Regions from separate parts of the Homo sapiens genome. Here region 1 is linked to region 2. The links are chromatin loops, found by intact Hi-C in ENCODE. Cell type or tissue: heart right ventricle. All regions are shown on one strand.

Region 1 (4,000 bases), 51 kb before region 2:
TTGTGAGATTGGATTACCTGGGAGTTCATCTGGGTCTTTTTTGTTTCTCATTCTCATGTCAGAATTTAAGATTTGAAAACTGAATTTCACATGTATAGTTTTGGGAAAAGTCATCTTTAAATGAACCCTACATTTATGGCAAAAATTAGGGACAGGACTGAGTTTCAAGAAGTCGTTAGGCCACAGGTTTTTTGAGGGATGGCACAGGCTTTTAACTTACTAAAAAGGACAACTTTTGGCTGGGATTGATGACTCAATGCCTGATGACTCAATGCCTGTAATCCCAGCACTTTGGGAGGTCAAGGCAGGAGGATCACTTGAGGCCAGGAGTTTGATACCAGCCTGTCAACATAGTAGAACCCCCCATCTCTACAAAAAATAAGTAATGAGCCAGGTGCAGTGGCATGCACCTGTAGTAGGAGCTACTCAAGAGGCTGAGGTAGGAGGATCTGTGGAGGCCAGGAGTTTGAGGGTGACAGATGGAGAGACCCTGTCTCTAAAAAACAGGAGAACAACCTTTATCATACTTTGCCACTTTTTATTCTTAATCAGAAGTAACACATGTTCTTGTAAAATGTTGATTTAATACTAATGGAGTGCCTACTGCAACTCTCTTGATTCCACTGCCTTATTTTTTTCTTATATCACTAATACCATTTGAAATAATTTTGCACGTGTTTATTGTTTATCTCTTTTCAATGTATTTCTTTTGGTAATAGCTAATACTTCCCGAGCACTAACTATATACTGAGTGCTATTCTAAGTGTTTTATTTGTATTAATGCCTTTATTTCCTCTCACAGCCCTTTCAGGTAAGGTACTATAATTATCCCCAATTTCAACATGGGAAGACTGTAGCACCAAGGAGTTAAGTACCCACTGTGTATAGAGTGCCAGGTGGGGCTGGCATTTAAACTCTTGGCTTCAGAGTCCAAAAAACCTACTCTGCTCTATTGAGTCTCAGTGCAAGCCTGAAAGGGCACGTATGCCTTCTCCTGCAGTGCCTGCACCTAGAACGGCTCCCTCCTCGTAGTTGACATTCAGTGTGGATGAACACGAGGTATTCCAAGTAAGAAGTAAAAATAAAATCCTTCAGCACCTGTGGTACTGTGATATAATAAGAAATATGTGTTTGGTCTCTGCCCCCTCATTCCTGGCACAGAGCTCCTAAAACCCTGTGGATAGGGGCACTAGGAGAACCTCTTGTTCTAATATGTTCCTGACACAGAGCACCCTCAAACCTTTGTAATTTCCTGGGTGATAACAGAGCTCCTAAATCCCTTAGAATTTCCCAGGTGATAGGAGCATCTTTTGTTCTAACAAGATAACTGTGGTGGGCTCCTGGATAGCCAGGATGGTGGCTGGTTGCTAAGGGAACGAACCGCGTGATTACGGTGTTAGAACTTTCAGCCCCATGCCCCTGACCTCTGGGGAGGTGAGAGGGAGAGGGGGGCTGAAGGTCGAGCTGATCACTAATGACAGCATTGTGATCAATGATGCGTATGTAACGAAGTTTTCATAAAAACCCAAAAGGACAGTGTTTGAATGAGCATCCAGATAGCAGAACAGGTGGGGGTTCCTGGAGGGTGACTGCCTCGAGAGGGTGTGGAAGCTTTGCACCCTTCCCACATGCCTCACCCTTTGCGTCTTTTTAATCTGGCTGTTCCTGTGTTTCCTTTATAATCTTTATAATAAATTGTTCCCTTTATAATAAATGGGTAAACATAAGTAAGTGTTTCTTTGAGCTCAGTGAGCCAAGCTAGCAAATTAATCGAACCTGAGGAGGGGTCATGAGAACCCTGATTTAAAAACCTCTGTCAGAAGCACAGGTCACAACCTGGGACCTGCCATTGGCATCTGAAGTATGGGGCAGTCTTGGGGACTGAGCCCTCAGCCTGTGGGATCTGGCGCTCTCTCCAGGTAGATCGTGTCAGAATTGAATTACAGGACATCCAGCTGGTGTCTGCTGATGAATTGATTGGTTGCTGGTGGGGAGAAATCGCCATACGTTTTGGTGACCAGAGGTGAAATATTCTGTGCACGGTAGAGGGTAGGAAAGGCACTTTGGTTTTTTTCCTACATCTTCTTGGCGCACTCTTCCTCAGAGGTTAGTTGCTGTAATTTGTTTTCCTCATAAAGCTTTTCCTTTTCAATTACAAATATATATTTATGCACAGATGTAGTACTTATAAAATGAATGTTACCTCTCTTGGGAAACAGACTTTTTTTCTTCGCAACTCTTTGGAGAGCATGTCCCTTGAGGTGTGACATTATTTTAGCTGTGTAACAATTAACTGGATCTGAGTTGTTTTACATCAGCTAAATATCAGTCTCCTTGAGATTTGGGAAATATTTAAGTCTCATCAGCAGTATTTTGGGGAAGGGGGTGCTCCTGCAGACAGCAGCTGCTGTTTTCTGTTTGTTTGTTCATTGATTGATTGATTGAGACACAGTCTCGCTCTGTTGCCCAGACTGGAGTGCAGTGGCATGATCACTGCTCACTGCAGCCTCAACTTGCTGGACCCAAACAATCCTCCTGCCTCAGCCTCCTGAGTAGCTGGTACTATAGGAGTGTGCCACCATGCCCAGCTAATTTTAAAATTCTTTTTAGAGATGGAGTCTCACTTTTTTGCCCAGGCTGATATCTAACTCTGTACTCCAGTGATCCTCCTGCCTCGGCCTCCGAAAGTGTTGGGGTTACAGGTATGAGCCACTGTGCCCAGCATTCTGTGCGTTCTCACTGGCTGTCATGCCCTGCAAAGAAAGTTGACCAGGTGCAGTGGCTCATGCTTGTAATTCCAGTGCTTTGGGAGGCCGAGGTGGGATGATCACTTGAGCCCAGGAGTTCCAGACCAGCCTGAGCAACACAGTGAGATCTTGTCTCTACAGAAAATTAAAAAAGAAAGTAAAAAAAATTAGCTGAGTGTGGCACCTGTGGCCTAGCTAGCTACTCTAGAGACTGAGGTGGGAGGATCACTTGAGCCCAGTAGTTTGAGGTTACAGTGAGCTATGATTGTGCCACTGTGCTCCAACATTGGCAGTAGAGTGAGACTTTGTCTCTAAAAAACCACAACATTTTAAAATTTATTTAATGTCCCTGGATTCCTACAGGTATTGAATTCCTATGGGTATGGGATTTTGACTGTGGTCTTTTCCTAGTTTCTATAACTGTGCTGATAAGAAAAAAGAGACTGCCCTTTTTTTTAAACAAAACAAAACAAAACAAAACATCTGGAAGTTGGTCAAGTCTTATCTTTCCTTCTGTTTCTCTCTGGTGGTAGCAGACAGTTTACCTGTAGGTCAAGAGTTTTTAGATTAGCCTGGGATCCATGGATAGGAGTCAGAAGGGCTATCTATCTTCTGAAACCACATGTAGAATTTAGTTAAGTGTGCATTTCACATTTCACTGGGGAGAGTGTTTCATGTCAGATCCCAGGATGAGGATAAGCACGAACACTTTTTGATATAGGTGTATTCTTTGTCAAGTTGGCAACAAGGATCCTGGAAGCTGACTTGATTTAGGGATTAGAACATGTTTTTCCTTTTTATTCCTAGTCCCAGAAAATGATATCAGTGGGAATAAAATGAGAGAGGGCAGTTTGGACTGTTCCTCAGTGAAGAACAGGGGTTTGCACTCATCAGGTGGATGTATGGGCTTAGCCTGTATGCGGGGGCACCTGTTCATATTAAATCTCATGTTGTGGTGTGACAGCAATGTCATGACTGCCTTTGTCCCCTTGTGAGCTTTGTATCATGTAGAGTGGAGATAGCTCACACCCTCATTTAACTGGCCAGTTAATGAGGCTGCTGCTGCTGTGAAGTGTGTGTGTGCTTGTATATTGTTAAAAACTTAACATATAGGTTATTACTTTGGTAAAAGTAAAAAAAAAAAGTATATGGTATAAAAAGACAAATCACACTGTCTCAGTGGTACCACTTCCTAGTGAAATGATCTTGGGCAAAGTTACTCGCTGTGTGTCAATTTTCCTCATCAATAAAAT
Region 2 (4,000 bases):
GATGGTTCTGATATGCATCTCAGATACACCACAATTCTAGGGCATTTCCTAATCCTAGTCCTTTTTTCCCGTCTTCCCTGCCCCGTTCTGCCACTTGCTAGCTACCCTAGCAGTGCCTGCCTTAAAACTCAGACACAAGCCTGTTGGTCCAAGCTGAGAAGGCATCAGGAAGTGTTTATGGGAAGGAGTTCCAACGGCACCCTCTTGAGCTGGCCGTTGATACTGACCTCCTTATGTTTGCACAGATGGAACTACTGTTTTAAGAGACTTTGTTTTATTTGGTTTGCCAGTGTGCTAGTCAGGGTGAGTGGAAACCTTGCAATGATGATTATTTCTCTATTTTCAGTGAATTTTGAGCAAGAGGCAGTTGGTGACATATAAGGTGGGCATAGGACAGAATCAAAAGACAAAACACAGTGAAAGCTGCAGCAAGGCAAAGCTGAGCACAAGCAAGGCCATCTGTGACAGCCCGTCGCCTAACCGTTTAGCAATGTTTCACCCTTCTTGCTTTTTGAAAAGTCATGTTGGTTGAGCTTGGTAGCTCATGCCTGTAATCCTAGCACTTTGGGAGGCTGAGGTGGGTGGGTTGCATGAGTCCAGGAGTTATAGACCAGCCTGGGCAATATGGTAAAACCCCGTTTCTACCAAAAATACAAAAATTAGCCTGGGGTGGTGGTGTGCATCTGTAGTCCTAGACACTTAGGGGGCTGAGGCGGGAGGATCGCCTGAGCCTGGGAAGTTGAGGCTGCAGTGAGTCCAAGATTGCGCCGCTGCACTCCAGCCTCCTGGGTGACAAAGTGAGACCCTGTCTCCAAAAACAAGAAAAAGAAAGAAAAGTCATGTTTACAATTAGTGCCTGCCCTAGGCTACCCAACCATGTGGGTTGGGTGGATGAGGTCATGCATATTTCTGCTTTATTGATAAGGAAGAGCAGCTCTAGGGAGCTCAGGATTGACCTGTGGCCACTTTGTTGGTTTGGGGTAGAGCCAGACCAGACAGACGTCGGGATTCTGTACTTCCTCACAAATGCTTTCTCGTCTGTATCCTCTTTCCCAAAACTTTTCTTTATTTTCCCTCCTTCCCTTCCCCTTCTGTCCTTTCCTCCCTCCTTTCAATTGCCTCAGGACTGGCGGGGAGGGGATGGAGTTGTTGAGAGAAAACTGTGAGTTTCTGTTTTTAAAGTTCAGAGTGTTAGGTTCCATAAATGCCAGGCCATGAGAGCATTCCTGGAGACGCCTTCAGAGAAAAAAAGAAATCACATCTGTTTTTGTCTGCCTTTATTCTTCATTCAACAGCAGGTTTTTTTAATTCCAAGGAGAAGGATGTCTGCCGTGTATTTCTGTTTCATGGTGAAAGCTCAGAAGTGGTCAAAGGAGACCTTTGTCCCGGCCGTGATCACCCTTGGCTCTTTGGTGGTGGTCCGAGGGCTCTGTAAGACCATATTAGCCAAGTCTTTAGCCCCCGCTTGAAGTCTGTGGGGGCAAGGAACCCAGAACCCAGCCCAGCCAGATGTTCTGGCCCTTGTTCTCTGTCCCTTGCTAGCCCCTGCCTGGCTTGGCCCATTATCTGCTCTGTGCTTTGCAGGAAGGAGGAGACAGTTACTGTCTATCCCGCAGACGTGGTGCTCTTTGAAGGGATCCTGGCCTTCTACTCCCAGGAGGTACGAGACCTGTTCCAGATGAAGCTTTTTGTGGATACAGATGCGGACACCCGGCTCTCACGCAGAGGTGCGTTCTAAAAGCCTCAGGTGGCCCTGTTGGTGGCCACCTTGAGGGCGGGGGAGCTGGGAGCCTGTGACAGGACCCCACCCGCCTGAGTCTGAAGCCCATGCCTTCCCTGAGGCAGCTGTGTGTCGCATGGTCCAGCCCGGCTGCGTCAGTCCAGCCCCAGGATATCCTGCTGCCCAGACACTTGGTAACATTTGAGAAGGGATTAGTCACTTACTGTTTGGGATAACGAAAGGCTTGTGAGGTCACAGAGACTAAATAAGACACTGACATCTGGTTTTGCCTGGAAAAGTTTGATTAAATGCTTAGTTCCTTGCAATTTGTTTATAAGACATCAAAATGAAGATGCTCTGATTTGGGGAACTAACTGTAGGACCCCCGAGGATAGGATCCCCTGTGCCTGAAGTACTGGGCAGCTCATCCTGTTAGCCTGCTTCTCTAGCCCTTTATTTTCCAGCAGGCTTTATGGAGGCATTATCACTCTTTCCAGTCAGCTCAGGAGGGAAGTCAGCTGTGCCCTCCGCAGGCCCTACTAAGTGTGGGCCTGCCTGTGCTAAGTCCCTGTGCTTGTGTGCTGAAGGCACAGCAGTGCCCCTTGGTAGAGGAGCCCAGCCTGTGAACTGAGCTCTACAGGGTATTCAGCAGAGAGTTCGCTTCCACCAGGAGAGATTGGGAGGCTTCATGGAGGAAGAAGGGTTGGGACTTGGATGTGGTGGGGTAGGGTGACGCTATAGGCAACCCATGAAGGTGCACGGCAGAGATGTACAGACAGTGGCTTGTTCCGAGAGTGGCAGGAACCTGGAGTGTACAGAGGGTTGTACGAAGAGACACTACAAAGTAGGTTGGGGTCTGGTTTTAGAGACTGAGATCTCTAGTCTGGTTCTCGGTGGGCAAGGGAGAGCCACTGTGAGGTTCTGAGCGAGGCAAGTGAAGTGGCCACTGTTCTGTGTTGGACACTGGTTCTGACAAAGGAAATGTAAGTGAAGCCTGTAGCTGGAGCAGCTCTTTGGAGACTGCTCTGCTGATCTAGACGAGAGGCAGGGCTGTGGTCCTTAGATGGGTGGGAGAGGGAGCAGAGTTGAGATGAGAAGAGTATTAGCAGAGTTAGAATCGACCAGGACCCAGCAAGGGCAGTGGGTGGAGGCGACTGAATAGAGGAATGAAAGGTGAGAAGGTTTGAGTCTCCGTTGTGTGACAGAGGCAGGGAGACACAGGAAATGACGAGGTTAGCTCCTAGTCACAGGACACATTATTGACAGTTTCAGATATTATAAGCTGTATCCCAGGGCCCTCTGACTTCAAAGTCTGGGTAATTTTCTCTTTTCGGTTCATGAAACAGATCTGTAGTTTATCCCATTTAGCACCGTAATTGTAAGAACTATTCATGAGACCAGTAGAACCTACAGAAACAAGTCCTGAGCTTTGCCCTTCTAAGTAGTAATAGATACATATGCTATTAAGTCAGTGGGAGCTACATCTTGCTCCCAGGTGGGGTGAGGGACAGTTAGTTTTGTGTGATGGAAAAAAGAATGGAATGGGAGGAGACTTTTAGTTCTAGCAGAGCCCTTCCCAGCTAGCTTTGTGACTAGGCTCTTGCGACACCCCGGCTTGGGTTTCTTTATGGATAATACAGGGGAGACAGGCCTGCTTTTAGTGTCACGACTCTGGCTGGGTAAGAGTTGCATGGTCATTTTGGATAGATAATTGAACCCTGAGCCTGACAACCCCTCATGCTTCTGCCCCAGGGCCTGGCTTGTCACCTTAATCCACAAACTCCGGCCCTGCTTTGGTTGATCTGCTCAGTGTCCATGTCAGCTTGTCAAATTAGAGAGGCAGTGTGATACACAGGGACAGATAAATTTTAGAGTCCAGCGAATTGGGCTGAGATCCTGGTTTTACCACTTACTAGATGTGTGGCAAATTGTGCAAATTGGCAAATTGTGTTTTAACTTTTTTGTATCTCATTTTCCTATTAGAATGTGGTCTTATGATTGGTACTTCTGGGATAGTTGTGAAGATGAGAGGTAGTGCAGGTAAAATGCCTGGTGGTGCATTAGTCAATAAATATCTATGTGGCAGATCAGAAATCTGCTTCTGCTGAAGGGGTCGGTGCTGTTCGTTTTCTGAATTTTCTGACAAGACTGGTTAGATCCTCCAAGGGGATCTGCTCCGGTCATGTCCTCAGGAGCTAGTGATGCCCGGACTGATGCCATCACTAGTCCAGCAGTGGTACTCAGTCTCAGGGATGCAGTGCTGCCGAGGGAGGCCTCGCA

What was found. Peaks named below come from ENCODE experiments on the same cell type or tissue, not always from the same donor. Only the 100,000 strongest peaks of a DNase experiment are listed, where the experiment ranks them.
Region 1: it touches region 2 in a loop (2.0-fold over the local background); 16 of 110 quality-filtered maps call a loop at or near these places.

What each region holds. Positions count from the first base shown.
Region 1 is chr1:165,843,243-165,847,242 of GRCh38, forward strand. All of the region lies in intron 1 of UCK2 (uridine-cytidine kinase 2), which reads left to right. Among named protein-coding and RNA genes, the nearest start is that of UCK2, 18 kb to the left of the region's middle. In heart right ventricle, no CTCF peak of the experiment used is centred here; no DNase peak of the experiment used is centred here.
Region 2 is chr1:165,894,606-165,898,605 of GRCh38, forward strand. It overlaps UCK2 (uridine-cytidine kinase 2), which reads left to right. Exons shown (of 7, transcript NM_012474.5): 4 at 1,585-1,727. Among named protein-coding and RNA genes, the nearest start is that of MIR3658, 11 kb to the right of the region's middle. RefSeq lists an enhancer at 3,916-4,000. In heart right ventricle, no CTCF peak of the experiment used is centred here; a DNase peak (open chromatin) is centred at 1,807; H3K27ac peaks cover 3,236 bases.